Regions from separate parts of the Homo sapiens genome. Here regions 1, 2, 4, 5 and 6 are each linked to region 3. A link is a contact called in ENCODE Hi-C or POLR2A ChIA-PET data. All regions are on one chromosome and are shown on one strand. Each heading gives the region's core, a stretch centred on a gene start or an enhancer-like site at or near the end of the contact. The rest is flanking DNA. Distances are from core to core; before and after follow the strand shown. Region 1 holds the start of CNOT3 (CCR4-NOT transcription complex subunit 3). Region 2 holds the start of OPA3 (outer mitochondrial membrane lipid metabolism regulator OPA3). Region 3 holds the start of PNKP (polynucleotide kinase 3'-phosphatase). Region 4 holds the start of PRKD2 (protein kinase D2). Region 5 holds the start of CLPTM1 (CLPTM1 regulator of GABA type A receptor forward trafficking). Region 6 holds the start of TFPT (TCF3 fusion partner).

Region 1 (4,612 bases), core at 1,474-3,973, 4.3 Mb after region 3:
CTGTAAGCGGCTCTTACGCTGGGCGCGGTGGCTCACGCCTGTAATCCCAGCTACTTGGGAGGCTGAGGTGGGAGAATGGCTTGAACCTGGGAGGCAGAGGTTGCAGTGAGCCGAGATGGCGCCCCTGCACTCCAGCCTGGGTGAGAGAGACACTGGCTCCCACCTCAAGATCGTTTTAGTTGGTCCAGTGTAAGCCTGGGTATCTGGACTTTTTTATTTTTTATTTTTATTTTTTGAGACGGCGTCTTGCTCTGTCACCCAGGCTGGAGTGCAATGGCGCAATCTCGGGTCACTGCAACCTCTGCCTCCCAGGTTCAAGTGATTCTCCCGCCTCAGCCTCCCGAGTAGCTGGGATTACAGGCACATGCCACCATGCCCAGCTAATTTTTGTATTTTTAGTAGAGACGGGGTTTCACCATGTTGGCCAGGCTGGTTTTGAACTCCCTACCTCAGGTGATCCGCCCACCTCGGCCTCTGAGAGTGCTGGGATTACAGGTGCAATGGCGCAATCTAGGCTCACTGCAGCCTCTGCCTCCCGGGTTCAAGTGATTCTCCCGGCCCGGCCTGGCCTCTAATTTAAAAAAAATTTTTTTTTTTTAAAGTTCCTCAGGTAGGCCAGGCGCAGTGGCTCACGCCTGTAATCCCAGCACTTTGGGAGACTGAGGCGAGCGGATCACCTGAGGTCAGGAGTTCGACACCAGCCTGGCCAACATGGTGAAACCCCGTCTCTACTAAAAATACAAAAATTAGTCGGGCGTGGTGGCGGGCGCCTGTAATCCCAGCTACTCGGGAGGCTGAGGCGGGAGAATCACTTGAACCCCGGGAGGCAGAGGCTGCAGTGAGCCTAGATTGTGCCACTGCTCTCCAGCCTGGGGGACAAGAGCAAGTCTTCGTCTCAACAACAACAACAATAACAACAAGTTCCTCAGGTGACTCTGATGTGCAGCCAAGTTGGAAAGTCATCGCTAGATCCGCGGTGTGCAAAGTGAACTGCGGACCGTGGACTGCGGCACTTGTTAGAAAAGCAGAATTTGCATTTTAACACATTCCTAGGTGATTCCGGAGATGTCTGAGAAGCGATACTTTGTCCAGGGGCCACAGTTTGAATAGCAAAGCTCTAGAACAATAACTCTAGGCTTCATTCCCGTTGTCTGTGTGTGGGCCTACGAATATGCATTTTCGCAAGCATTCCTCCTCCCCCTTGCCTCAGACCATTCTGATGCGGGTGGTGCTGAACGGCTCCATCCTCCTTCACGTTCACCTCTCCCTGGGATTTATCTTACTTTCCACCACCTAGACAGGAAGGGGCGAATCTGGCTTCCCATCTCGGTTGTGTGACCCTGGGCAAATGCCTCCCAGTTCGTGGAAGTCTCAGTGTCTAGTTAAGTTTTCAATCACAAGTCATTCCTCACATTCATTCATCTATTCCTTTGACAAATGGTTACTGACTACTTCCTGCGTGCTAAGTGCTGGAGATGCAAAATCCAGACAGGGAAACCGAATAATTACGAAAATGACGGTAGACGTACAAAAATAAATCCTAACGAACAAGGCGCGCAGGAGCGCTCCGCCCGGGAGGGAGGTCAGGGAAGTTTTCTCTCCAAGAAGACAACAGAGCTGAGACCTGAAACGAGCAGGCATTAGGGAGCCACCCGTCTCCTCTGTACCTTCTGCAGCGTCCTCAACACACTAAGGAAGCGGAGACGCAGAGGAGAATGACTGTCCCACCATCTGGTCGCCTAACCAGGCAGGGGCAGGACAAAAACTCCATGCCTCACGCTTCCCAACCAATTCTGCTATGCACGGTGCCAGAGACTTAAAGCAGTGTCTCTGGTCCCTTTCTTCTTTCACTCAGCAAATAATGAATTTCAGAGATGTGCCAACATAGAGGCACTTGGAGAAAGACGAGGCAGCTGAGAGGGAAGCTGCTTACCTGGCCGGGACGCAACGGTTGCGACCAAGTCCCACTTCTGCCAGCTACATACACCCTCTTTCACACGCTCTACGAGCAGCTACCGCCCACTCGCCACGCTATTGGTCCAACTAGCATGAATGATAACTTTTAGGGCCAACGAAGAAAAAGGGGTGGACTTTCTTGCCCAGCTCCTCCCACTTGGCCCTGTGGCTGTTTTGATTGGCAGATGACTTCGGCTCGGCCCCCGCTTTAAAGGCACCTGTCTGTCTCCCATTAGGTACGCGGCCCCTAACGCCCACACTCCATGCCTTCCTCCGCTTTCCCCACCCACTTCCAGGACCAACCAATGACTTCAAGGCAGAATATGCCCCCGCAACCAATTAAAAAGAGCTCTAAACTTGACGGACGACTTCCCGCCCCTGGACTGTCGTAGCTCCTCCCCCAGACCAATTGTTTTAAGAGAGGGGGGCGGATACATCCAATCAGCACGACACAGGTCTCTTGATTGACGTTCGGGTCCTCGCGCTGGCGTGTTGTGCCCTGAGGCGGGAGGAGGAGGAGGAGCGGGGAGGAAAACCTGAGCCAATCCTAGCAGCCTGCGCGGGAGGCCAATCGAACGCCGCGCCTTGGAGCGATCACCCAATCCGCGAAAGGGGGCAGGGCGCATCCCTGCCAGGAACCAATAGAAAGCCTCCAAGGGTCAGGAGCGACGTTCAGCGGGAGCAATGACTGGCCTATATTCGGGACTCGGGGGCGGGTCGGCGCCAGAGACGAGAAGAGAGGAGGGGAGGCCTCCTCCGCCGCCGCCATCTTGGACCGGGCCCGGTCAGCTTCCGCGGAGCCATCGGCAGACGCCGCGGCCTCCCTTGAGCCCCGACCCCCGTCGTCAGAACAACCCCGGGCCCACTCCCCCAACCCCACTTCCGCTTCGCGCCGCTATCGCGATAGCGCCCGGGCCCGGGGCGCGAGAAAAAGGCGGCGGGCGCTCGCCTCCCCCGCCTGTCGCGATACGCTCCTCAGCGGCGGCGCCAGCTCCTGTGGTGAGAGCGTCAGGCTCGACTGGGCCGGACCCCTTCCCTTCCTCCCCCCGGCGCCATCGGCCGCCCTCCCCGCCGCCTCCCGCCCTGGCGACACCGCCGTCTGTCGCGACATGGCCTCCCCTCGCCTGCCCCCTGCCGCCGCCTCTGCAGCGCGGGGCTCCCGGCGGGGGGCGGCTCCCTCCCTCTCGCCCTCCCGTTCCTGCGCCTCTTTCACGTTCCTCAGCGCCTCCCGGGGGTCCTTCCGCGACCCGGACCCCGGGCCCCGCCCGCCGCCGCCTCCCCGCGTGGCATCGCGTCGGGCCCCCCGGTAGGGGTGTGAGGGTGCGAAGCCTCCCGGGCGCGAGGTGCCCGCCCCTCTCCGCGTCGGTATTGGCTCCTGGCTGGAAGGATGGAGGCGCCCCTGGTCCCAGGTGCCCGCCCTCTCGGGGCTCAGGTGCCTGCCCCCCTCGGCCTCGGTCCTTCGCGTTGTGGGGCAGCCTCCGCGCCGGGGCTTCTCCCTCGACGGTGGCGGGGAGGGGGGGTGGTGGTCGGGACGAGGACCCCAGCTGGGTGGGGGAGTCACCCTTCCCAGGACCGAGGCCGCCCTCCGCATCCCTCCTCACTGCTCCCGGGAGCGCAGCCTCCCCTGGATCTCAGGTTCCAGCTGCCCGTCTGTATCGGATGGGAGCCTCTTGGGAGAGGAGTGGAGGAGAAACTCCCCGTTAGTTGGAGCCTTTGCCGAAGTTTCCACCTCTGTAGTCTGCAGCTCTTCCCTCTCATAGCGAGTAGCGCCCTGGGTGGCTCCAGCCTCGCCATCCCGCTGCACTGGGCGCCTGCCTTTTTGGGGGAGTTTGGCTTTCCCCCACCTGGGGTACAGGACCGTCCTCAGTGTGGCCCACGTCTGGTCTCAGCTCTCACACTTCTTTGATCCTGGCGTCTGCCCCTGGCTTTGCAGCCTTGAACTCCCCTGCATCGTGACTCTCCGACCTTCTGGGTGTGGGCGTCTCCCAGTGATATCAGGACCACTGTGGTCTTGTTGCTGGGGGCTGCTGGGATCCCCTGGCGCTCAGGTGCCTGGTGAAAGACACTAAGCCGCCACGCTGTCCATGTTAGTGAGCTCCCACTGCGGGCAGCACCAGCCCCTCTTTCTGAGCAGTCCCTGCCTCTCAGTGCAGGGCGGCCACCCACCCCGGGGTGAGCTCTCCTGTCCTTTTGGTGAGGGGTTTTGATGTCTCCCCTCCCTCCCTTCACCCCTGCCTGAGTATGAGGCTTCTTCCATCTTCACACCAGTCTCCTCCTTTAGGGTGTCAGCTCTCCAAGGACCAAGAAGCCCACTGCCCTTGATATTTGCATCAGATCCCACACTGTGGGTTTGTTGACTTCCCATCTACCCTTACGCTGGGTGTCAGCAGTTGGAGAACAAGGGTTTCGCCTTCTGGCCCCGCTGCTGGTACCCCATGAGAGTAGGAAGCTTCCTAGACCCGGGTTCCTGTACTGCGAGGTGGGGGCTCTTCCCTCTGGGGCTGTGCCTTCTCTCCAGGGTAAGGACCCTTTCTTGGTGTCACCTCCCCCAGGGATAAGGTTCTTGCCATCCTTGGTATTGGTATGGCTGCTTTTCTGGATTTGAGGTGTCCACGCCTCTGCATGTGTCCCCACCGTAAGGCTGAGGACCCCTCTC
Region 2 (4,911 bases), core at 1,029-3,528, 4.3 Mb before region 3:
GGAGTGTAGTGGTGCGATCTCGGTGGAGCAGAGTTTTTAAGGATAACTTGATGGGTGAGGGGAAGCCAGTGAGCCAGGAGTGCTGATTGGTCAGAGATGAAATCACAGGGAGTCGGAGCTGTCTTCTTGCGCTCAGTCAGTTCCTGGGTTGGGGGGCCACAAGATCAGATGGGCCAGTTTATTGATCTGGGTAAGGCCAGCTGATCCATCAAGTGCAGGGTCTGTGAAATATCTCAAGCACTGATCTTAGGAGCAGTTTAGGGAGGGTCAGAATCTTGTACCCTCCAGCTGCATGACTCCTAAACCATAATTTCTAATCTTGTGGCTAATGTTAGTCCTACAAAGGCAATCCAGTCGCCAGACAAGAAGGAGGTCTGCTTTGGGAAAGGGCTGTTACCATGTTTGTTTAAACTATAAACTACAAACTAAATCTCTCCCAAAGTTAGTTCAGCCTTTGCCCAGGAATGAACAAGGATAGCTTGGAGGTTAGAAGCAAGATGGAGTAAGTTAACTTAGATCTCTTTCGCTGTGTCAGTCATAATTTTGCAAAGGCGGTTTCAGTGGTTCTCTGACCCAGCCAATGATGCTAAATTCCCTTATTTTATGTCCCACGTAGCACAACACAGATCACCTTTTTTTTTTTTGGAGACGGAGTCTTGCTCCGTCACCCAGGCTGGAGTACAGTGTTACGATCTCGGCTCACTGCAAGCTCCGCCTTCCGGGTTCACGCCATTCTCCTGCCTCAGCCTCCTGAGTAGCTGGGACCACAGGCGCCCAGCCACCACGCCCGGCTAATTTTTTTGTATTTTTAGTAGAGATGGGGTTTCACCGTGTTAGCCAGGATGGTCTCCATCTTCTGACCTCGTGATCTGCCCACCTCGGCCTCCCAAAGTGCTGGGATTACAGGCGTGAGCCACCGCGCCCGGCAAGATCACCTTTTTAAAGTAGTTTATATTTTGGGTGTTTACTAAGCCCTTTATTTCTATTTATTATTTTTTGAGACAGTCTTGCTGTGTCGCCCAGGCTGGAGTGCAATGGCACAATCTAGGCTCACTGCAGCCTCCACCTACCAGGTTCAAGCGATTCCCCTGCCTCAGCCTCCCAAGTAGCTGGGATTACAGGTGTGCGCCACCACACCCAGCTAATTTTTGTATTTTTAGTACAGACCGGGTTTCACTATGTTGGCCAGGCTGGTCTCGAACTCCTGGCCTCATGTGATCCGCCCGCCTCGGCCTCCCAAAGTGCTGGTATTACAGGTGTGAGCCACCGCGCCGGACCTTACTATGCCCTTTAGATCTGAGCTCGGGCGGCCCCCTCTAGGCAGCCCTGCTGGCCTCAGGTCCCTGGGTCAGCCAGTTCCTCTGAGCTCCGGGGCTCCCACTTTCCCGACCACTCTGGGTTGACAGTGATGGATCAGGAGTATATCTCCCAGTGCTGAGCAAAAAGGCCGCATAGTCTGTCAACCGAATGAAAGGACGGCGTATGAGCGCATTAATGAGTACACAGATGAATGTCCTCTCTGGCTCAAAGTCCTTTTCCGGATTCCCAGGCCATGTCTCCAGAACCCAGACTTCACCCCCGAACCATGCCCCTAATCCAGACTTATTGACTACAGTAAAACTGAGGCACGTCGACGTCCTAAACGGAGGATATACAAGCACCTCCTAGATCAGTGGGGAAACTGAGGCACACGGTGCCGCTTTTGAAATGAAGTTGCCCAAGGACAGCCGGGCAAAGGACCCCGTCCGGTTTCTCCTCAGCCCCTCCCCTAGCTCCTCTATCCTGGAAAGCCCCGTCCAAATTTCTCCCATCTCTCACACTATTGGTTTAACAGGGCATCAGTCTCCAAGCGCTCTCTTCCTTTATCGGCTGGCATTTCCTACTCGCGTGGTGGCTCCTTGACCCGCCCCTTACGCCCCGCCCCGCCCTCACTACTGGGCCACCCGTACGCCCCTCTATCAGAAACCCCCCACTATTGGCCACTGGACTTTGCCGGTTCGGGCTGTGATTGGTCGTAGACAGAAGTCCATCCCCTAAGCAACCACCTGACAGGGGTTGGAGAAAGGAAAAAGGTTGGAGGGAATTCGGGTCAGACTCACGTTGAGCCGGCGGGAGGCAGATATAGGTCTTGAAGAACTCGCTTCGGCGGGCGGCCTCCTTAATACGGTTGGCAAGCGGCTTGCTGACCTGCCGGATGCCCAAGTATAGCAGCTTCGCCATAGGGAACGCGCCCACCACCATCTTGGCGGTCTCACAGGGCACGCGCAACCTTGCTGACTGGGCGGGGCGCCTCAACCTCTTCACTCCTCCCCCGCCCTCTCGTGGCCATGCGTGCGTCAGTACGTATGTACGTACGCTCGAGGGAAACTTCAGAGGCGCATCCTGACGTCACCCCGTCGACGCTGGCGTAGCGACGTCCGTTCGCTGAATATGCAAATATACACGGAAGTGAGGCGGGTCAGGGGGCGGTGCCGTTAAACGGATGCTGGAAGGCGTGTGGATTCCCACGCCCGCCTTGGCCAACGTCACTGTACTCCTTCGTGATGTCACGTTCCGAGTTGGCGTCCCCACCCAAAGGAGGCTCTTAATTAGTCCTAATTAGTCCTATGAGCCCCAAATACACCTTCCTCTGCAAGCTAGGGCTCTCATTGGGATTAAGAGGAAGCCGCGCGGTCATACAGACTTTGGCTGGGATCCCAGCTCTGCCATTTCCTCGCTGTGTAATATTAGATGAGTGGCATAACCTCTCTGGACTTCAGTATTACCGTCTACCAAATGGGAATCCTAATAGCAGTTGCCTCTTTGGGTTGTTGTGAGGCTTCTATGCTAATCTTGAGTGTAAAACAGTGGACCATGGGAAGTGGTTAGAATGGTGCCATTCATATAGTTAAGCGCTCAGTAAATAGCCCTTCTTACTATACAGGTCATGATTGCATTATTAATGCTAAATCCAGCCTGAGGGTGCATTTCACCCCCAGAAGCAGCGAATCCAACCCTTTCCCAAGTAACTGACAAGGAAACTGAGGCCCAGAGCAGGGCAGGGGGTGGCACAAGGTTCCTGCAGAGGTTGATAGCCTGGCATCTTGGCCAATAAAACCATACCCGTTCTCAAGCAACCCAACTTCCTTCATTAGGAGGTAGGTTCCCCAGGGAGCTAGTTCAGAAATAAATTTAAGGACATGTCCCAGACTGTCCTTTCTTACCCAGCAGGGAGTAAAATCATATAAACAATGTCAGGAAGGGGTTGAGAGAAATTCCTGGATGATGGAGTGCTGATGGGTAATTGAGAGATTCTCGGAGGCAGAGGGACAGAAGAAAACAGGAACAGAGGACTGGCCGCCATGGCTCACGCCTGTAATCCCAGCACTTTGGGAGGCTGAGGAGGGTGGATCACCTGAGGTCAGGAGTTTGAGACCAACCTGGCTAACATCGTGAAATCCCATCTCCACTAAAAAAAAAAAAAAATTTAGCCGGGCATGGTGGCGGGCACCTGTAATCCCAGGTACTCTGGAGGCTGAGGCAGGAGAATCGCTTGAACCTGGGAGGTAGAGGTTGCAGTGAGCCGAGATCACGCCGCTGCACTCCAGTCTTGGCGACAGAGCGAGACTCCGTCTCAAAAAAAAAAAAAAAAAAAAAAGGAAAACAGGAACAGAGGAGTGGTGTGTAGGAGGAAACATACATTCAGGACACAGAATCAGGGGGCTCTGGACTTCTTTGGTATCCAGTCTGACTCTCTGAGTGTCCTTTGTCAAGCTCCTGGCACTGAGGGACCTGCGTTTCCTCATCTTTACTGATGGTGCTGGTGTGTGTGTGAACCCTGATATTCTGAATTACTAAGAATGCCAGGATTCCATAAAAACAACCTTTTCCAGGGTCCCTTCCACACGGAAGGTATGCAGAAACTTGGGACTACCTAAGGTCCATCATCCATTTGGGACCAGCCCCCTTCCCATTTTACAGATCGTTTGAGCCTGGGAGGTTGAAGCTGTGGTGAGCCATGAGCTCCACTGCACTCCAGCCTAGGCAACACAACAAGACCCTGTCTCAAAAAACATAAAATTTCTGTCCCCAGGCCGGGCGCAGTGGCTCACGCCTGTAATCCCAGCACTTTGGGAGGCACAGGTAGGCGGATCATGTGAGGTCAGGAGTTCGAGACAAGCCTGGCCAACACGATGAAACCCCATCTCTACTAAAAATACAAAAAATTCGCTGGGCGTGGTGGCGCACACCTGTAATCCCAGCTACTCCAGAGGCTGAGACAGGAGAATCACTTGATCTCGGGAGGCGGAGGTTGTAGTGAGCCGAGATCGTGCCAATGCACTCCAGCCTGGGTGACAGAGCGAGGCTCTGTTTCAAAACAAAACAAAAAAAATTGGCCGGGCGTGGTGGCTGACGCCCAGCACTTTGGTAGGCTGAGGTGGGCAGATCATGAGGTCAGGAGATCGAGACCATCCTGGCTAACACGGTGAAACCCCGTCTCTACTAAAAAAATACAAAAAATTAACCGGGCGTGGTGGCGGGCGCCTGTAGTCCCAGCTACTCGGGAGGCTGAGGCAGGAGAATGGCGTGAACCCAGGAGGCGGAGCTTGCAGTGAGCCGAGATGGCGCCACTGCACTCCAGCCTAGGCAACAGAGTGAGACTCCATCTCAAAAAAAAAAAAAATTGGCCAGGCACGGTGGCTCACGCCTGTAATCCCAGCACTTTGGGAGGCCGAGGCGGGTGGATCACCTGAGGTCAGGAGTTTGAGACCAGTCTGGCCAACATGGAGAAACCCCGTCTCTACTAAAAATACAAAATTAGCAGAGCGTGGTGGCACATGCCTGTAATTCCAGCTACTCGGGAGGCTGAGGCAGGAGAATTGCTTGAACCCAGGAGGCGGAAGTTGCGGTGAGCCGAGATCGCGCCATTGC
Region 3 (4,909 bases), core at 1-2,500:
TTCACTGACGGCTTGCAATTCCTCCCCAAATCCCATCCCCAGGCCTTGCTGGCCCTTGCAGAGGCACTGATACCTGTTTCACTGCCACTGTCCGGGTCTCAGGATCTGCGACCAGCTCCACTGAGGATTGGAGGGGTGGAGTCAGGATTTGCATCCTTGTGTGATTGGGTCCCTCATTTCTGGGGAGTGTGGCCTGCTTCAGGCTATAGCATCCAGGGAGTAAGAGGCAGTTTATTTCTACATGGGATTGGCTCCTTGACATGCAGTAGCCAGATAGTGGCACTAGGATTGCCTGACACTGGTCCTTGCAAGGGACAGGGAGGTACTTTTCTCTACAGAATTGGTTTCCTCCTTGACAAAAAATGTGGCTAGATATAGGTCCGGGGCTTGGCCTGTTACCATCCATCCCAACCTAGCGACATTTACTTTTCTCCACAGGATCATTTTTCTCTTGACGAAGGTCGTCGCCTGTTTCTGGATTTCCCGATGGCCTGAGCATCATCCGCGCAGTGAACATCCTCCCTAAATCGGCTCGATCCCCTCTCCCCCAAAGGATCTAGCTAATTCTAAATCAAGCACAAACTTTATCTTCCTGTACTCCCTAGAGAGCACCTTCCGACTTCGGGGCTGGCTGCACCACTGCAATCCCGCGTAGCAGCCAAGCGTCCCTCTGGATTGTTCCCGCTTTTGCAGCAGGCCACACCCCCTCCAGCTCAGGCCCCGCTCACCTTGAGTTCTGGAGCACTTCCGGTCCGTAACCTGGGTCAGGGGTCCCCTGCCCAGGACCAGGGCTTGCCCGTCCGAGGGCAGGAAGATGGGGGGCGCTCCCCCAGGGGGGCTCTCGAGCCACAAGCGGCCCGGGGCCTCCACCTCGCCCATCCTGGGTGCCGGCCTGGGGAGCAGGTAAACGGGCTTGAGCGGCGCACAGCCCCAATTTGCTGCAGGAAGTCCCGCCTCCTCCCACATCCACTAGAAAGTTTCCCCACCATTAACTGCTCCGGAAGTCCCACCCGCTCGCCTTCCGCGGGTCGACCCGTTTCCCAGGCGACGACGCGTGCTCCATCCCTCCCCGAGTTGCAATCCCCACTTTCCAGCGTACAGGCAGAGAGCCTCGCACATGCCTCCGCCCCGCCCCGTACTCACCCGGGACCGCGGCTTGGGCTCACGGCCACTTCCGACCAGGGAGGTCCTGCCCGAGGTGCCCCGCCTGCAACCCGGCCGGCGGCGGTCGGTTCCTCGGCGGACGGAAATGACTCGTCCCCTCGTGGGTGGGGGGCGGGGCCTGGCCTCCTCCCACAGCAGCCACGCCCCTTCCCCGACTCCCGGCCCCCAGGGTCTCTCGGCAGCCCTGACCTTCATCTCTCTTGCTGCAACGCGAGGCTCAGGCCGGTAGCGGGGACTGGATCCTCCGTTAGCAGATTTGCCTCTTTCCACCTTGACTTCTAATTTTCATCCCAGGGAGGAAGATTTTTTTCCCATCTGATGGTCATTGTCAGTCGAGGAAACCTCCGCCCCCGACAGCGCCCCTAAGTCCTTCTTTGGCTTCACCCTCGATGTTCTAGTTTCCTCATCTATAAAAAGGATAATCGTTTCCGCTTCGTGGGGTTACCATGACGATTAAAGGAGCTAACACGTGACAAAAGCTTTAAAAAATGGGTGGTAGTGAGCCCTGTTTAAGTCTTTTTTTTTTTTTTTTTTTGAGACGGAGTCTCACTCTGTCGCCCAGGCTGGAGTGCAGTGGCGCGATCTCGGCTCACCTGCAAGCTCCGCCTCCCGGGTTGACGCCATTCTCCTGTCTCAGCCTCCCGAGTAGCTGGGACTACAGGCGCCCGCCACCACGCCCAGCTAATTTTTTGTATTTTGAGTAGAGACGGGGTTTCACCGTGTTAGCCAGGACGGTCTCGATCTCCTGATCTCGTGATCCGCCCACCTCGGCCTCCCAAAGTGCTCAGATCCGTTTAAGTCTTATTTAGTGTTAGCATTCTTTCGGTAGTGGTCTGGTGGGACTACGTTTACCTAGTCCTAATTTCGGACGAGGTTCCACCTGCTTTCTAACCTCCAGCCATTTTTTTTTCCCTTTGGAGAAGGGGTCTCACTGTGCTGCCCAGGCTGATCTCGACCTCCTGGTGTCATGTGATCCTCCCGCCTTGGCCTCCCAGCGTGTTGGGCTTATAGGCGTGAGGCACCAAGCCCAGTTGCTCCAGTCCTTTTATAATAGAAGACTCCCGGCTGGAGTTCCTGGCTTTGCTGGTGAATATGTGGGCTCTGTCTCCAACACTCACCTCCTCAAGATTGGGTTCCATGGTCACATAAGACTGGGATGCTCTCCTCCACCCCATGAACCTGTGTCTTCATATCTATAAAATGGGCACAAAGCCAGGCGCCGTGGCTCACGCCTGTAATCCCAGCACTTTGGGAGGCCAAGGCGGGTGGATCATTTGAGGTCAGGAGTTCAAGACCATCCTGACCAACATGATGAAACCCTGTTTCTACTGAAAATACAAAAATTACCCGGGCGGCAGTGGCGCGTAATCCCAGCTACTCGGGAGGTTGAGGCAGGAGAATCGCTTGAACCTGGGCGAGAGTGGGACCCTGTCTCAAAAAAGTAAATAAAATGGGCACAGTAATTCCAACCCCCAGCTATTCACTGATAATCAGACGCTGCCATTCGGTTTCAGAAAATGTTGAATGAACACTCACAACACACTTCACATTTATCTCAGAGGTAAAACTCTTTAATCTCAGAGCGCCCCTCCCAACTGCCGATCCCCCAACCCCTCACTCTCTCCCCCACACCAGGGCCGGAGAGTGAGGGCCCCTGCCCCCCACCTTGGGTGGACGAGGGCCCTTTAAGGCACCTGTGGAGGTGGGGGGCGAGGGGCGGGAGCTGGTACCATCCTGGATGCAGGGACGGGCTTCGATTGGCAGGCTGTTGTGGGGATGGATGGAACCAATGAAAGGGGGTGCCAGAGGCAGGGACAGTTTGGGGCCATCCCTGAGGGGGTCAGGGAACAAGTTGTCGGGACGTGGGCAAAGACGACCCCAGTCCCCGTAGTGTAAAGAACGTAAATTGAAGGCCCCGGGCCAATTCTGGGAAGAGGAGGGCTTGGCCACGCCCCCAGGAAGCTGGAGCCAATTGGGAGGGAGAACTCAGGAAAAGCGGACGGTGACTATGTAGAGACTGGTCAAGCCCTTTACAGGATTTGAGCCAATCAAAAAAAGAGCTGTCCAGCGACTAGGGGATGGAGCCAATGCCGTGCGAGCAAATCCCTTGTCGCTAGGCGGAAAACAAAGGAGTTGACCCATTTAGAGCTTAGAACTCAGCGAGCCAATCCCTTAATAGAAGGAATCTGTCGCTAGGCGGAGAGAGACGACAGACCCAATCGGGAAACGGGACAGATGCCGCTCCTCGGCGCGGCAGGTCGTGGGCTGGAAGGACGGCGGGGATTGGCAGAGGCGGGACAATCTTGGGAATGGGAGACGCAAGGAGGCCGGTCCCGGATCGGCCTCAGATTAGCAGGCCCCGGGAGTGGGGCGGGGGCGTAGTGTGGGACGGGGCGGACGCGGCCCGGGGCGCTCCCTCCCTGGACTTCAATATTTCCGCTTCAGCTTCTGGAAGTCGCTGGTGTTAAGCCGCGGCCGTGGCAGGTCCCCGAAGACCTGGGTGTCCTCGGCCTCTCGCAGCACCAGCGCGCGCATGCTCGCCGCGATGCGGTCCAGGTCGGGCGAAGAGGGCTGCGGGGACGGCGACGGGGCGAGGTCAGCGCCGGCAGGGCAATCCCCCTGCACCCACACGCGGTCCAGGGGTGCACCCGGGCTCCAAGCCCACTTCTAGCACGTCCCTGCCCTGCCACCTGTGCCCTGCGATGCCCACTGCCAGCAGTGCCCCTCCCCGTCTTGCTCCACGTAGGAACCCTTCTACCCGGTTCAGACACCTCCTCCACGAAGCCTACCTGCCCCTCTCCCTCTCCCCTTCTTGGCCTAGGACATTGCTTCCTACACAGTGGAAGTGCTGTTGCCTGCTAGCCATTAAGGCTGAGTGCACCGTCTCATGTCTGAGGATCTGGGCTGGGGTTTCAGTCATGTTCCAATCAGACCTCTGCCGCTGACAAACTATGAGCAAGAGGTTTTGCTTCCCTAGGCCTCAGTCTCCCCTTCTGAAAAATGGGGCGGATAACAGGGTCTCTGTGAGGGCTGAGATAATCAGCTGTTACTGCCTTATCATGTGGCCACTGCGCTACAGAAAAGATCCCTCGCTGTGTCAGCCCCCGCCAAGGAGCCTGCAGTTCTGGCACCTAGTACTGCCTCCACTACAGCCCCCGTCACCCGGAGCTGGGCCTGTCCCCTCGCAGGATGGGACCCGGAGACCCAGATCAGGAACTGGACCTGAGCCCAGTGGGAGACCAGCCCCCGGGCACAGCACGCAAGAGGCCAGAGCATTCAATTAACTGTGTTGCCATGAGTCGCAAGCACAGAGAGCAGCAGCAGGTGGACCCCGCCCGCACCAGGCCCTGTTCCTGGTCTTCAGTGCTCACTGCTTCATTGAGGGAGGATGCACAGAAAAGGTCACCACTGTGACTGCTGGTTTGCATATAAGGACACTGAGGCTTGAGGGGGGGACTGTGGGGACCCAGGCCTCCTCCCTCAAAGCCCACAGCTCCTTCCTGAAACACACCTGGGTTCCAGTCCCAGCTCTGCCTCTCAGGGAAGTCACATGTCCCCTCAGTGCCTCAGTTTCCCCTCTGCTTCAGGGAGGCTCAGTGAAGGGTGAGGAGGACCCACCTAGGCCAGCAGAGCCCAGCCCAGGAGCTTCAAACAGGGGTTGCTACAAGGGGTGAACAGGGGACCAGGGGGTGGGACAAATTCTGCAAAGGGCTAGGAATGTGCAGGGTGGGGATGGGAGGTGATC
Region 4 (4,465 bases), core at 196-2,695, 3.2 Mb before region 3:
GGCTCCGAGACCTCACTTGCCCCTGGCAGCTAACTCAAGCACCTGCACCCACACATGTCACCGGATCACCATGGCCAGCCCGGGTTCAATTTCTCCTGTTTCCACCAAATGGGAGGCCCGGGATGGGCCTGGACGTGGAGGTCCGCCGACATCTGCTGCCCCTTCCTCCCCTCTCTACACCTGGCTGGCCCCTCCCTTCCTCCCTGTTTGCTGCAGAAAACAACGACATGCAGGGACATGAAATTTGGGGAGGCCTCTGGGGCACCCCACCCCTGCCCAGTCCTCTCTCAAAGGGATGGTGGGGAGAGGGGCAATGGAGGGGGGCAATGCCCCCTATCCCTCCATCACCCAAAGCTCAGGTCTCCTTCCTCCCTCTTCCGCACACCAGGCCCCAGACCCCTCTGCCAGCGCCCCCTCCTTCAACCTCTCCCCGAGCTGGATCCAGGGAGCCTGCGCCCTCACCTTCTGGTCCACGATGGAACAGGCCAGCTGCTTCACATGAGCCAGCTCGGAGGCGGCGGGCAACAGCACGAACTCGCGGGTCAGCCCGATCTGGATGTGAAAGGAGACCCCGGAACCCGGGGCCGGGATCTGGGGCAGTAGCGGTGGCGGCGACTGCAGCTCTAGGCCGCCGGGGGGCGGAGGAGACCCCGGCCCGGGAGAGCCAGGGAGCCCGGCGGGATAAGAGGGGGCGGTGGCCATGGGGGGAGGCCGGGGACCGGCCGCCTGGAGCCCACCCGGGACCCGGCCGGGGGGCCCCGGGGGACCCTGGGTTCTAGATCCGCGGGATCTCGTGAGCAGGTGGTGGGAGAGCGGGGATCCGAGAAAAGATCTGGCAGGCGGAGGGGACCTGAGGATGGCGGGGTCCTGGGAAGGAGAGAAAGGCACTATAGTGGGTCAGAGGCCCGGAATCCAGGGCTCCCAGAAGATCAGAAAGGAGAAAAGTAGTGGGTTGGAGGTCCCAGCGATTGAGATTCCAAGAAGCCTGAGAGGAAATCTAGTAGGTCGGGGTCACAGGGATCAGGAGAGCCCGCGATTCAAAGGCCCCTTCCCTAGAGGAGGGATTGAGAAGGGGGCAGAGGGAATCCCAGGATCCAGTGCTCCAAGAAGAGGATCCCACTCAGAAGGCGGCCCGGGGGAATTCACCTTGGGGGTGGAGGGCAGGAGTCTCTGAGTCGGGGACCGAGTGGATTCCAGAGATAAAGGGGTTCGCAGGGACCCGACCGGCCAGGGGATGGGCAGAGGGGTCCCGAGGGCCGGAGTGGGTAGAAGGGAATCTCACGAGTCGCAGAAGTTGGAGAAAAGTTCGGTCGGGAGCCGTGAGGAAGGGGGCGTTGCCGGAGCGGGGTTGGGTGGGGGGCAGGGAGGGTCGCCAGGCGCCAGTAGCTCTTTTTCCCCCTCCAAAGTTTAAGTCGGCGGCGGCGGCGGCGGCCCAGGAGGAAGTGTCCGGAGCGACAGTGCAGTCGACCAATCGGCGCGGGCCTCGGCGACGTCAGAGAGGGGCGGAGCCTGCCGAGGGGCCGGGGGCGGAAGGGGAGGGTGGGCCCGGGGCCTCCGAGTTGGGGGCTGGACCTCCGCCTCCAGGGTCCGGGACAAGGGATGGTGTGAGGGATGGAGGGCAGGCAGGCGAGACCAGTTCCTTCCCTGAACACAGCCAAGCCTGGAAAGTTAACTTTTCCCTCGGCTGGACAGGGAGGGGAAACACTATCACCCACCGCCGGTCGCAGGCGTCGGGCTTGGAGGCCACTGGCCCTTTAAGGAGGGGAGCCCTCTCCGGCAGGCGTCCGGCGCCCATGGCAGGGGACGGGTGGGAAATCGGTATCAGGTCCCGGCCCGCTCTCTGGGTTCGGCCTCTCTGTTCTCCGAGCGTCACCCCTGCCCTCCCCGCCGCGTCCCAGCCCAGGGAAGGGGGTGCTGCAGAGCGTCCCCCGGCCCCAGCCCATTTAACACATGGAAAGACCGAGGCCTCCAGATGGGTAGGAAGGGGCTCGCCTTAGGTCTGTCTCCAGCGATGGTGGGCAAGGTGCATGGCGCTAACTGGATGGGTGGGGAGGGTCCATCCCCCCGCCCACCCCAACCCCGCCTTAGGATAGTGTGGGGCTGCCCCGAGGGAGGACAGCACACCCATACCACTTCATAGATGCAGAGTGTGTCTCCTGGGGATGTGGAGTACGTGTGCGTGTCTTTCTCTCCATGTGACTTTGGGTGAGTGGCTTCTCTGTGAGCCTCAGTCCCTCCATCTGTTGGGACTGTAATAGGACTGACCCCACATGGGATGGTGGGAGCCGATGCCATGGTATACTGGTGCCTGGAAACGCAGCAGTTCAGTAAGAGGTGGTTGTCTCTGATAATACGCGGAAAGGGGTGGCCACCTCCAGCACTCAGGCTTTGATGGGTGGGCACACCCATTCAGTCACCCAGCAAGTATCTGTGAGGACCTACTGGGTGCTGGGTGGGCCCTGCTGTAAAACTCCAGCCGCTACAGGGGTCAGGCTTGATCTCTCCTCCCCAGCTAATAATCAAATAGTGGCTACCATTTAGTTTACACAGAATAAGCTGAAGCCTCAGAGAAGCAAAACGTCTTGCCCAAGATCCCAGAGTGAAGTTGCTTGAGGGAAGCTGCCCCACCCACCCCTTTGATTGACAAGTCAAGGCCTAGGTTTGAGCTCTAAGAGAAGGGCCACCTGTCTGGCTGGGATGCTGGCAGGACTGGAAATGGCAGGGCTGGCTGAGGATGGGGGCTGCCAGAAGAGCCCCTCTTCCTGGTGTACGGCCGTTGGGGGTAGCTGAGGTCGGTACAGTATCGATTCTGTCACCACATCCGGGGGCTGGGGCTGAGGAAGGAAGTCTGAGGCTGGAGTGAAAACCCAAACCACCACCTGGGGAACTGCATTGAGCCCAGAGGGATGGGCAGGGAGCACACCACGTGGAGCCCACGAAGGCTCCCCTTGGCGTCATCTAAGGGCCTCCTGCCCACCTGCACCCTTTTTCCTGAAGGGCAGATGACTGTCCCAGCAAAACGCTGCCATGTCCTGAGTGTCCAGACAGCGGCCTCCATCCTTTCTCGTATGTTCACTGGGGCCTGCTGGGGGACTGGGGCACAGCCCTTTACAACCCAGGAACTGGGCATTAGTGCCCTGTGGCAGAGGTGCTAGGATTACCGAGGACGCCTGGCTGGTAGGTGGTGGAAGCCTCCTCGAGACAGGAGCAGCGGTCCCCTCCGTCTCATCTGGAGCATGTGGACACCTGCTCCCTCTTTTTAAGGCTGTGGACCCAGTGAAATGCCATGTAAAGCACTCAGTACAGTAGACGTGGACCACTGAGAAGGGAAAGGAGGGACGCATCAGGACATGAGCCACGAGGGCTCGGGCACCTGCGGCACCTCCTCCCAGCATGGAGGAGCCTGCGCCCCAAAGCCATCATCCTCCACTGGCAGGTGCAGCCTTTTCCCTCCCTGCTCCTTGTGGGCCTGGGATGGGAACAGGAAGGGGGTTTACGTCCTCTGGGCACCAGCCCTTTGGCCTCGCCACCACCCTCACACATCCCAGGCGGGGCTGAGGCTTCAGCTGGACTGTCATCATAGTATCTGCTCCCCAGGGCTCTACCCCTGGGGAGGGAGCACTTAGGGACAGAAAGGGCACAAGGAGATTCGGTCCAGTGCCTCCACTTCTCTCCACCCACACCCCACCCAAGCTCTGGGCCCGTCTCCGGCCCCTGCTGCCCTACCACAAAACCCCAACCCATCATATCCCCTCTCTCCAAACTCCACCCAACCCAGGCAGAGCCGGTCACTCCTCCCCCAAAGTCCCCAGTGCCCTCAACAGATGGCACCGTCACCCATCTTACTCCAAAGGGTTTATTGAGACAAGTTTTCACATACAAGATGGGGACAGAGGGGTTGGGGCTTATAAACAGGAACCTGGAAGGGGACCGAGGGTGCAGGGTAGAACCAAACAAGAGAGTGAAATAAATAGAGGGAAAGAGTGGAGACAGGGAGGAGACTGACTGAGACCATCACACAGTGATAATGCGGGTGGGGCGGCGCCATGAAAATCCCGTTATTTATACAGATATACAGGGAGTTCAGGGGGACCCGAGGCCCACTCCACCCTCCATGCCCCAGGGAGGGGCACAAGAAAGCCGTCTCTACCCATGGGCGACCCCATGGGGCGCTGGGAGGGCTGCCCTAGGAGTGTTGGGCAATCCCTGGCCTGGAAGCCTTGGTTAGTGTCTGGAAAGCAGTGGAGAGGGCCGGAGGGGAGGGGCAGCCAGGCCGGGGCTCAGCTCTGAGGCTCCCGGCTGCCACCCTTTCTCCCAGCACAGCTCCTGCCCAGGTCTGGGAGGATGGGGGATGGGGGAGCAGGAGCTCAAGGGGAGAACCTGGCACCTTCTGGAGTCTTGGAAAAACTGATCCCTAAAGACACCCGGCCCTGGCTGTGCTGCCCTCTGGAAAGCAGCTCTGATA
Region 5 (4,788 bases), core at 1,613-4,112, 4.9 Mb before region 3:
TTCAAGCGATTCTCCTGCCTTGGCCTCCCAAGTAGCTGGGATTACAGGCATGTACCACCATGCCCAGCTAATTTTGTACTTTTAGTAGAGATGGGGTTTCTCCATTTTGGTCAGGCTGGTCTCGAACTCCCGACCTCAGGTGATCCACCAGCCTCTGCCTCCCAAAGTGCTGGGATTACAGTGTGAGCCACCACACCCAGCCAATTTTGTACTTTTTAAAAGAGGCCAGGCCAGGCGCGGTGGCTCATGCCTGTACTCCCAGCACTTTGGGAGACAGAGGCAGGCGGATCACGAGGTCAGGAGATCAAGACCATCCTGGCTAACACGGTGAAACCCCGTCTCTACTAAAAATACAAAAAATTAGCTGGGCGTGGTGGTGGGCGCCTGTAGTCCCAGCTACTCCGGAGGCTGAGACAGGAGAATGGTGTGAACCCAGGAGGCGGAGCTTGCATTGAGCTGAGATCATGCCACTGCACTCCAGCCTGGGTGACAGAGCAAGACTCCATCTCAAAAAAAAAAAAAAAAAGAGGCCCACAAAACACATAAGCTTCAGACCCCACAAAGTCTCTCCTCAATCCCTGTCTTAGTCTATTCACTTCATCCCTGGACTTAAAAGACTGGGCCTACACATTCAAAGAATCGTTATTAACACCATTATTGTCTGTAACAGTGAGGATGAGGCACTGAGTTTTCTTTTTCTTTTCTTTCTTCTTTTTTGGAGGTGGAGTCTTGCTCTGTTGCCCAGGCCGGAATTCAGTGGCATGATCTTGGCTCACTGCAACCTCTGCCTCCCGGGTTCAAGCAATTCTCCTGCCTCAGCCTCCCGAGTAGCTGGAGTTACAGACGTCCGCCACCATGCCCGGCTAATTTTTGTATTTTTAGTAGAGACGGGGTTTCACAATGTTGGCCAGGCTGGTCTTGAACTCCCGACCTCAGGTGATCCGCCTGCCTCGGCCTCCCAAAGTGCTGGGATTACAGGCGTGAGCCACCGCGCCTGGCTGAGGAGCGAAGTTTTCTAAGGTTCCTTCTTGTCCTGTGTTAGCCCTCAGAGAGGTAAGTCACTCACCTTCTGCACCTAGAGAGCCTCATCCCCAGGGCAATCATCCCCAGGGCAGTGCTGGAGATACAGCAGTGACCACAACAGTCCCAGGTCAGCCTGCCCAGTTGGGGAGACACACCCATCCCTGACAGTGATGACACAAAGTGAGCAGGGATGGGGTGGAGGAGCTGAGGGGGCAAGGGAGGATAGGAAAAGGGCTCAGAGAGAGTTTCCTAGAGCGAGAGCTACTGTTACAGGGCTGAGACCTAGAGGAAAGTGGAGGAAACCGATAATAAAATGATAATTATATATTCAGAATATCCCAATGCAAAGCTTACTCTTTTTCCAGGTAATATATAAGGTTCATAATCACAGCGCTCCAAATATTGACCACTTAAGCATGAGGCCCAGGGCCTGATGTTTTCCATTCGCCATCTAACTACGTCTTCCCAATAACACAGCGGGGCAAAACGGGAAGACGAAGAACGAGTACGATTATATCCCTGGTTTATAAAAGGGGAGAAACTGAGGCTCAAACATAGATGTCACTTGTCACCAGCCTGGCCAACACGGTGAAACTCCGTCTCTACTTACAAAAAAAAAAAAAAAATGGGAGGCTGACGCAGGAGAATTGCTTGAATCCGGGAGGCAGAGGTTGCAGTGAGCCGAGATCGCGCCACTGCACTCCAGCCTGGGTGACAGAGCGAGACTCCGTCTCAAAAAAAAAAAAAAAATTAGCCAGGAGTGGTGGCGTGCTCCTGTAATCCCAGCTACTCGGGAGGCCGAGGATGCAGTGAGCCGAGGTTGCAGTGAGCCGAGATCGCGCCATTGCACTCCAGCCTGGGGGAGAGTGAGGCTCCGTCTAAAAAAGAAAAAAAAAGAGAGAGAGAGACGTCACTTGTCCAGGATATCTTATCCAGTCAGTAGCACCACAAGGGTTAGAACCCTGGCCAGACATCCACCCAATTTCACGGGTGAACAGTTAACAGCCTCTGAGAGTCTTGTCCTCTCTGGGCCTCCGTAACACCCTCTCCAAACTAAGGGTCTCTCAGCAGATGGCCGGGTTTAGAGCTGTACGAAGACACACAGCTAATGAAAAATTGTGGAATTCTCAGAGCCCGTGAAGCCTAGCCCACGGATGCGAGGTTTGGACCACTGAGGGAACGCGCATGCGTGCTAGGCAGGGCAGTCCGAAGGCTTGGGGGTGTATCATAGGGTCTCATCGGAGGTTTGTTGGCCGTAAGACCCCTGGAATTGGAACTCTAAAAACACAGAAAGGATATGAGCTCAGGAGACTTGAACGAAAGAGTTGTCTTAGGAAGAGGGGTCAGAAGACAAGGGTGCTGGGCAAAAGGCTAGTTCTTCGAATCAGAATACGGTGGCCAGAAAGGTTCCTCTGACGAAAGAGGGGCGTGGTTCGAAGCCGTACAGTGGCCGGTAAAGCTCAAGAAACATGGAACGAAAAGGACGCGAAGAATCGGCAGGGAGAAGCGGACAGGATGTCCCGAAAGGCTCATATAACCGAAAAGGCGGGTTAATGTGAAGGGACGGAAGGGACAGAACTTGCGGGAGGCACATGCTGGCCGAGAAAGTCCTGGAGTTCGGAGCATACAGTGTTTTTATTAGGTGGAAACAAACGGGCTGGGAGAAAGACGAGTACGGTGGCCAGGTTGGTCCTTCCATAGCCGGAAGTGGCCTTCCTGAGAGGCGTGGCTGCGGCACTCTTGCCGGATAGGGTGGCCCGGCGGGGCTAGGAAAGCGTGAAATCTCGCGCGATTGCGCTGCGAAGTCGGGGACGGGGCGGGGCTGGCGGCGGGGGCGGGGACCCGGAGCGGGAAGATGGCGGCGGCGCAGGAGGCGGACGGGGCCCGCAGCGCCGTGGTGGCGGCCGGGGGAGGCAGCTCCGGTCAGGTACGGAGGCCGAGAGGGGACTGAGGGGGTTCTTCCCCAGCCGGGGGGCCTCCCACGGGGCGTGTCCTACCTCTTGTCACGGAATCCCGTGCACTGGGGGCTCCTTGGCCAGAGGGACCTTGAATACCCGGCCCAGGCAGGGCCGGACCGCCCGGGAGGCCGGACGGTGCCGGGAACAGGGCCCTGTTGCGGGTCGGTTCCCCTGCACGCTCGAGCCGGGCGGCCACCAGGCTCATTGCTCGATCCGGGGAGACAGTGGCTCGGAGGGGCGCAGGCTTGTACCTTGGCGCGCTGGGTTCTCAACTCCGCGATTCCATGCTCTGAGGCCGTTCCTAGAGTGGTCTGGCGTTCAGGTCTCGTTGTAGTGTTTGAGGTGTGCGCAGTGATTAATTGGGAGTTTTCTAGCTGTGGGGAAGTCAGTATTAGCAGGGCACGGCCGACAGACCCATTTTACAGACGGGAATTCAAGGAACAGTGAGACTAAGGCGCTTCTAGAAGGTCATCCTGGTTAGGTTTGTAACTTTATGTAGAAGTTACAAGACACTGCTGACACAGGGACTGGTATGGTTGTGGTTTTAATGTAAAATAGTTCTATGGGTTAATTAGTCCTGGTGCGGATGACTTCTGCCCCACTGCTGTCTTAACACACTGCAGAGCATACCATTTCAGGCAGCTACCGTTCAGGCATTTGGGGAATAGATGGAGAGACATGAAGGTGCTGTCGACCCACCCACTGGGATGTCACTGACATGTGGGAGGCAGCTCAGGGGAAAGGAGTGCGGGTTGAGAGGGGAGAATGAAGCTGACTCTCTGTGTGACCTTGGGCAAGTTCCTTTCCCTCTTTAGGCCTTTATCTCTCCCGTGTTAAATGCAGAGGTTGGACAGGAGGGCCAGCCATATCCCTGCTGTCAGGGGACGAAGAGAGGAGACTGACATGTAAACAGTTGTAATCCTGAATGATTAGGTTGGTGACAAAAGTCTGTGTCAGGGACTGGGGGAGCCCAGAGAAAGAGCAAGTGGTATCACTTGGGTAGGACACATGGATGAAATTTGTGTGATAGAGCCCACTGTATCTGCTCTGAATCTTTTCAGCATTCTCAGCCAGGGCCTGGCTTCAGGGACAGCTTAGGAAATGTTTGTTGAGTTAGTGCTGGAATGAAGGCTCAGTTCCTGTCTTCAAGGGTTTCCCAGTCTTGCTGAAAGGAGGTCGTTTCCCCTCTGGGTTTCTGTTGATTATTGGGTTGATGGTGGCTTGAGAGACCAGGGCCCAGGTTGTTCTCATTGCCCTGAGCTTCCAGATGGCACTCTGATCTTCTCTTGTACCAACTCTGCTTAAAAACAATCAAGAGTTACCCCTTTGCCTTTAGGACAAAGTACAAATTCTTTAATAAATCACAGTCTTGCACGATCCGACACTTTTCTTCAGACTAGACTAGGATTTCTCGAGCTCGGCACTATCAACATTTTGAATTGGATAATGCTTTGTTTGGGGGGCTGCCCTGTGCATTTTAGGATGTTTAGCAGCATCCGTGGCCTCTACGCACTAGATGTCAGTAGGATCCACGCCCCTCCCCAGTTGTGACAACCATATATGTCTCCAGACATTGCCAAATGTTCCAAGAGCAGGGGGGCAAAGCCATCCCTGCGTGAGAACAACTGCGCTAAAGGGGATCCGCTGCTCTGAACCTATTTTATTTCTAAACCTCTTTTATTGCCTCTCAGTCTCTTTCCTCATAGTCTATGCACAGGTCTCTCCCCTCTTTAGCTAGTTGATGTGTATTAGTCCTACAGATTTCAGATGTCCCTTCCTGCAGAAAGCCCTCTTTGACTGTCTGGGC
Region 6 (4,544 bases), core at 1,248-3,747, 4.2 Mb after region 3:
AACCCCCAGTACCTCAGGATCACCTTATATGGAGACAGTGTCGTTACAAAAGTAATCAAGTTCAAATGAAGCCAGTGGGTGGGCCCTAATCCAGTATGACTGGAGTCCTTATAAAAAGGGTAAATTGGGACACAGACACACACACAGGGAGCAGCAATGTGAAGATGAAGGCGGAGATCAGGGTGATGTTTGTACGTGCCAATGACTGCCAGAAACCTCCAGAAGCCAGGGGAGAGGCCTGGAAGATTCTCACAACCCTGTCGACACCTTGCCTTGGATGTCTAGCCTCCAGAACTGTCAGACAGGAATTTCTGTGCTTGAGGGACCCTATTTGTGATAAGTTCTGGGAGTCCAAGCAGACTAATACAACTGTCTTCAGAGTTTCAGGCATCCAGACCTGATGCTGTTCCTCCCCCATTTGAAACCCTTCAGTGGCTCCTTCACTCTCAAGGAAAAAAAAATATCCAGACTTCTTGTCCTGGTGTTCCTGGCCTGCCAAGATCTGAGCCCTGCCTGCTGTTTAATCCTCATTGATTGATTGATTGATTTTGAGACGGAGTCTCACTCTGTCACCCAGGCTGGAGTACAGCAGCATGATCTTGGCTCACTGCAACCTCCGCCTTCCGGGTTCAAGCAATTCTCATGCCTCAGCCTCCCTAGTAGCTGCGACTACAGGTGCGCACCACCACACCTGGCTAATTTTTTTGTATTTTAGTAGAGATGGGGTTTCACCATGTTGGCCAGGCTGGTCTCGAACTCCTAACCTCAGGTGATCCGCCTGCCTCAGCCTCCCAGTGCTAGGATTACAAGCGTGAGCCACCATGCCCAGCCCATCCTTATTCTCAGCAAGGAGGCTATTGCAGTCATTCAGCCCAGACAGCTGGAGTTTGCAATGGCAGCCATAGGGATGGAGGAGAGGAGAAGGGTCCAGAGACACTCAAGAGGCGGAATGAATGAGTCGAGAGGAGTGAATCCTGGCAGGGGTATGGGAGATGTGAAGAGCTTGGGCTTTCACCTGTGAGCGGTGCCACGCATTGAGAGGCCCCCGGGAGACATCAGAGAACCCATCTGCGTTGTCAGGGAAGCTCCACGGGAGATGGCCCTTCCAGGGGCCCGGCACAGGGCCAGACACATAATGCATGCTAAATGACTGAATATATAAGCTAAATGACTGAATATATCAGCAAGCCAAGAAAGGCTGGGCATGTGGAAAGGCAGAGATTGCGGGGGGCGGTAGTTTAGGCCAGGGGACCCCAAAACCGGGGGATCCGCACTCACCTACCTGCTCGATCTCCCGGCAGCGCCGACCTAGTGCCTGGTACTTTCTGCGATTTAATTCCCGCTGGCGCCGCCGCCGACCCCGGGCTGCCTCTTCCTCTTCATCTCGCTCCCGGAGCCCTGAGCCGCCCAGACCACCTGACACAAACTCCACTTCCGTCTCCAGCTCGCTCTCCAGGATGTGGCCACCAAATAGGGGAGGCAACGCCAACTCTGAGCCTGGCGGCGCTGAGAACTCCTCAAAGCCCACGGCTGCCATGGTCCTGAGAGGCAGGGAAAGGCTCAGGGGCCCTGGATCCTGGACCCCCAGCCCCTTCTCCCACTGAACCAGGAGCCCAGACCCCAACCCCTCCTCCCTGAGATCCTAGAATCCAGGCCCCCAGCCCCTCCTCCCTCAGACCGTAGAATCCAGCTCCCAGCCCTCCTCCCTCAGACCCAGAAGTCCAAGTCCGCAACCCACCCTTCGCAGCACCCACAGGGTTCAAGCCCTGACCCCCTCCTCCCAGGATGCAAGAGTCCAGACCTCCAGACTTTTTCTCTCCAAGGACCCAGGGAGTCCAAGCCCCAACCCTCAACCAGACGCAAGAGTCCTGGCTTCCAACCTCCTAGTCTGTCAGATCCAGCAGTCCAAACCCCTAACCTTCTCCTCCCTCAGGATGACCCCAGTCCATAAAAGGGTTCTAAGGTAAAGCAGTTGCATGAACTACAACCCCCATCAGACCTCAGCGTAAAAGCTCATATGGTTGCACACAATGCAGCTGCACTGTTTTCTGGGATTCGCACTTTTTCACAAGGGCTCAGCCACATACCCTTCTCTCTGCTCCAATTCCATCTCCGCGACCTCCGGAAGCCCCGGGCCTCAGAGCTTCCGACCTCTTCAATCTGTAGGTTAAGCCGTTCGCAAAACTACTTGTCCCATCAGGCTCAGCAGCCGAGGACGGCGGGACGTGGCCCTAGGCCTTGTGGGAGTTGTAGTTTCCTGTTTCCGGCTTCGCTTCGGCCCACCCCCACGTCCACCCCGAATCCCTGCTTAAAGGCCTTGCTTTCTTGTCTAACGCCGCAACCAGTCCTCTGAGTTGCCAACGTCTTTCTTCTTGTCTCGACGCCCCGTCGTCCGGCCACAGCGATTCTCTGCTTAGCAGGATCGGTCCACAGCGGGACGTGAGTCCCTTTCCTCCTCGCGGCTTACCGCCTCTCTCCGCCTAGTGCCAGGTGCTAATAAAGTTGTTGTTTCAAATGCGGCCAGGAACATCGCGAGCGGGGACCAATCAGAGAGTAGCTTTGCCTCTATAACGGCGCGAGAGTGAGACGTCATCGGTGAGCGACTAACGCTAGAAACAGTGGTGCGCGGAGAGGAGAGGTGAGTGTGATGGGGACCACGGGGAGCGGGAGGCTGGGCTCCTGGGTCTGGGAGAAGAAGTGTGTGAGGAAAAAGGCGGGTCTTTACAGCTTGGTTTTTGTTTTTTTGTTGTTTGTTTGTTTTGAGACGGAGTCTCGTTCTGTTGCCCAGGTTGGAGAGCAGTGGCGCGATCTCGGCTCATTGCAACCTCCGTCTCCCGGGTTCAAACGATTCTTCTGCCTCAGCCTCCAGAGTAGCTGGGATTACAGGCGCCCGCCACCACCCCTGACTAATTTTTGTATTTTTAGTAGAGACGGGGTTTCCCCATGTTGGTCAGGCTGGTCTCGAACTCCTGATCTCGTGATCCGCCCGCCTCGGCCTCCCAAAGTGCTGTGATTACAGGCATGATCCACCGCGCCTGGCCAGTTGTTTGTTTGTTTTGTCTGAGACGGAGTTTCGCTCTTGTTGCCCAGGCTGGAGTGCAGTGGCGCGATCTCGGTTCACTGCAACCTCCGCCTCCCGGATTCAAGCGATTCTCCTGCCTCAGCCTCCCGAGTAGCTGGGATTACAGGCGCGCACCACCACGCCCGGCTAGTTTTTTGTATTTTTAGTAGAGACGGGGTTTCACTATGTTGGCCAGGCTGGTCTCCAACTCCTGACCTCAGATGATCCACCCGCCTGGGCCTCCCAAAGTGCTGGGATTACAGGCATGAGCCACCGCTCCCGGCCTTTTACAGCCTGTTTACCCAAAAGTCTTAATATGCGCCTACCATGGTGTGGCCCTGGGGATGTGGAAGGAGCAAAAATTGTTCGCTACCCTCTTAGAGCTTTGGTTGATGCCTGGCAGACAGGCTTTATCAAATAATTACTTCATTAATCACAAATGTGTGAAGTGCCTTACTGTAGACACGCAGAGCGTGCGGGACACGTTATCACAAAGCAACCTCCTGTAGTCTAGAGTGGGGCGTGTGGGTCAGGGAGGTGGAACGTGAGAGCTGAAGGCTGAGGAGATGCTGGGCTACTAAGAAGTGAGGAGAGCCAGACGCCATGGCTCACTCCTGTAATCCCAGCACTTTGGGTGGCCCAGGCGAAAGGATCGCTTGAGCCCAGGAGTTTGAGACCAGCCTGAGCAACACAGTGAGACCCTGTCTCTACAGAAAAATTTAAAAATTAGCCGGGCGTGCTGGTGCGTGCCTGTCATCTCAGCTATCGGGAGGCTGAGGCGGGAGAATCGCTTGAGCCCAGGTGATCGAGGCTGCCGTGAGCTATGATGGCGCCACTGCACTGCAGCCTAGGTGACAGAGCAAGACATGGTCTCAAAAAAAAGAAAAGAAAAGAAAAAACAAAGTGAAGGAAAGGGCCACTTTAGTTACAAGGGACTCCTGTACAAAGACCTGGAGGCGGGAAGAGACCGATAATGTAACCAACTCAAGTTTCTGCTACTCAGAGGCAGAGGAAGTGGGGGGTGGTGAAAGTAAAGCAGCTTTACTGATCAAATGCTCGCAGATGAGAAATGGCCAAGCTAATGTCTTTAGAAGACCATTTCAAGCTTTAGGCTGGGGAGAGGGGCTTAAAAAGGGGAACTTTGAATGGGAGGCATACAGGAGTGGTGCTGGGTACAAGGTATGTGTGTCTTGCTCCGAAGGCTGTCTTGAGTCACGGGCCACCTGGAGCATGGGCTGGTGTCAAGTCAACAATGGCCACGTTGTAGATTGATCGCCTTGAGGTGATCTCTGGAGTTTTGCAGCTGGGTTTCCATACCTAGTTTGTTTCAAGATTAGCCCCTGCGGCGAGGCGCGGTGGCTTACGCCTGTAATCCCAACAGTTTGGGAGGCCAAGGTGGGTCGCTCACTTGAGGTCAAGAGTTCAAGACCAGCCTGGCTTACATAGTGAAACCTTGACTCTACAAAAAAAAAAAAAAAAAATT

What was found. Hi-C counts contacts between places; a loop is a spot of excess contacts on that map. ChIA-PET counts read pairs that join two places held with the same protein, here RNA polymerase II (POLR2A). Pooled maps may share reads with other maps.
Region 1: a loop to region 3 is called in a map of mammary epithelial cell, with 20 times the contacts of the local background. The contact joins the promoter of CNOT3 here to the promoter of PNKP in region 3. A Hi-C loop is called at or near these places in 1 of 168 maps with a recorded cell type or tissue (mammary epithelial cell), 1 of 37 single-sample maps with no recorded cell type and 10 of 50 pooled maps. POLR2A ChIA-PET finds 5 or more read pairs at or near these places in 1 of 52 experiments (HEK293).
Region 2: a pooled map shows a loop between it and region 3 (8-fold over the local background). The contact joins the promoter of OPA3 here to the promoter of PNKP in region 3. A Hi-C loop is called at or near these places in 1 of 168 maps with a recorded cell type or tissue (naive thymus-derived CD4-positive, alpha-beta T cell) and 8 of 50 pooled maps. POLR2A ChIA-PET finds 5 or more read pairs at or near these places in 1 of 52 experiments (activated CD8-positive, alpha-beta memory T cell).
Region 4: a loop to region 3 is called in a map of CD4-positive, alpha-beta T cell, with 7 times the contacts of the local background. The contact joins the promoter of PRKD2 here to the promoter of PNKP in region 3. A Hi-C loop is called at or near these places in 3 of 168 maps with a recorded cell type or tissue (CD4-positive, alpha-beta T cell, CD8-positive, alpha-beta T cell and naive thymus-derived CD4-positive, alpha-beta T cell) and 3 of 50 pooled maps.
Region 5: a pooled map shows a loop between it and region 3 (11-fold over the local background). The contact joins the promoter of CLPTM1 here to the promoter of PNKP in region 3. A Hi-C loop is called at or near these places in 5 of 50 pooled maps.
Region 6: a pooled map shows a loop between it and region 3 (10-fold over the local background). The contact joins the promoter of TFPT here to the promoter of PNKP in region 3. A Hi-C loop is called at or near these places in 1 of 168 maps with a recorded cell type or tissue (posterior vena cava) and 8 of 50 pooled maps. POLR2A ChIA-PET finds 5 or more read pairs at or near these places in 1 of 52 experiments (HEK293).

Annotation. Positions count from the first base shown.
Region 1 is chr19:54,135,039-54,139,650 of GRCh38, forward strand. It overlaps CNOT3 (CCR4-NOT transcription complex subunit 3), which reads left to right and starts at 2,724. Exons shown (of 18, transcript NM_014516.4): 1 at 2,724-2,955.
Region 2 is chr19:45,582,524-45,587,434 of GRCh38, forward strand. OPA3 (outer mitochondrial membrane lipid metabolism regulator OPA3) reads right to left here and starts at 2,279. Exons shown (of 2, transcript NM_025136.4): 1 at 2,100-2,279. The coding sequence starts at 2,241. RefSeq lists enhancers at 1-387, 388-1,323, 2,159-2,338.
Region 3 is chr19:49,866,326-49,871,234 of GRCh38, forward strand. PNKP (polynucleotide kinase 3'-phosphatase) reads right to left here and starts at 1,251. Exons shown (of 17, transcript NM_007254.4): 1 at 1,144-1,251; 2 at 729-892; 3 at 74-120. The coding sequence starts at 879. AKT1S1 (AKT1 substrate 1) reads right to left here. Exons shown (of 5, transcript NM_001098633.4): 5 at 2,714-3,735. The coding sequence ends at 3,592. RefSeq lists enhancers at 1-706, 707-1,488, 3,687-4,334 and silencers at 648-1,017, 1,088-1,387, 3,462-3,771.
Region 4 is chr19:46,715,669-46,720,133 of GRCh38, forward strand. PRKD2 (protein kinase D2) reads right to left here and starts at 1,446. Exons shown (of 18, transcript NM_016457.5): 1 at 463-1,446. The coding sequence starts at 702. LOC107987269 reads right to left here and starts at 4,054. Exons shown (of 4, transcript XM_017027568.2): 1 at 2,978-4,054; 2 at 2,685-2,834; 3 at 2,131-2,308; 4 at 866-1,509. The coding sequence starts at 3,395. The coding sequence ends at 1,143. It overlaps STRN4 (striatin 4), which reads right to left. Exons shown (of 18, transcript NM_013403.3): 18 at 3,843-4,465. RefSeq lists silencers at 1,342-1,391, 1,412-1,571 and an enhancer at 2,692-2,741.
Region 5 is chr19:44,952,518-44,957,305 of GRCh38, forward strand. CLPTM1 (CLPTM1 regulator of GABA type A receptor forward trafficking) reads left to right here and starts at 2,863. Exons shown (of 14, transcript NM_001294.4): 1 at 2,863-2,950. The coding sequence starts at 2,879. RefSeq lists a silencer at 2,786-3,115.
Region 6 is chr19:54,113,160-54,117,703 of GRCh38, forward strand. It overlaps TFPT (TCF3 fusion partner), which reads right to left and starts at 2,498. Exons shown (of 6, transcript NM_013342.4): 1 at 2,088-2,498; 2 at 1,283-1,541. The coding sequence starts at 2,110. It overlaps PRPF31 (pre-mRNA processing factor 31), which reads left to right and starts at 2,595. Exons shown (of 14, transcript NM_015629.4): 1 at 2,595-2,638. RefSeq lists an enhancer at 784-1,657.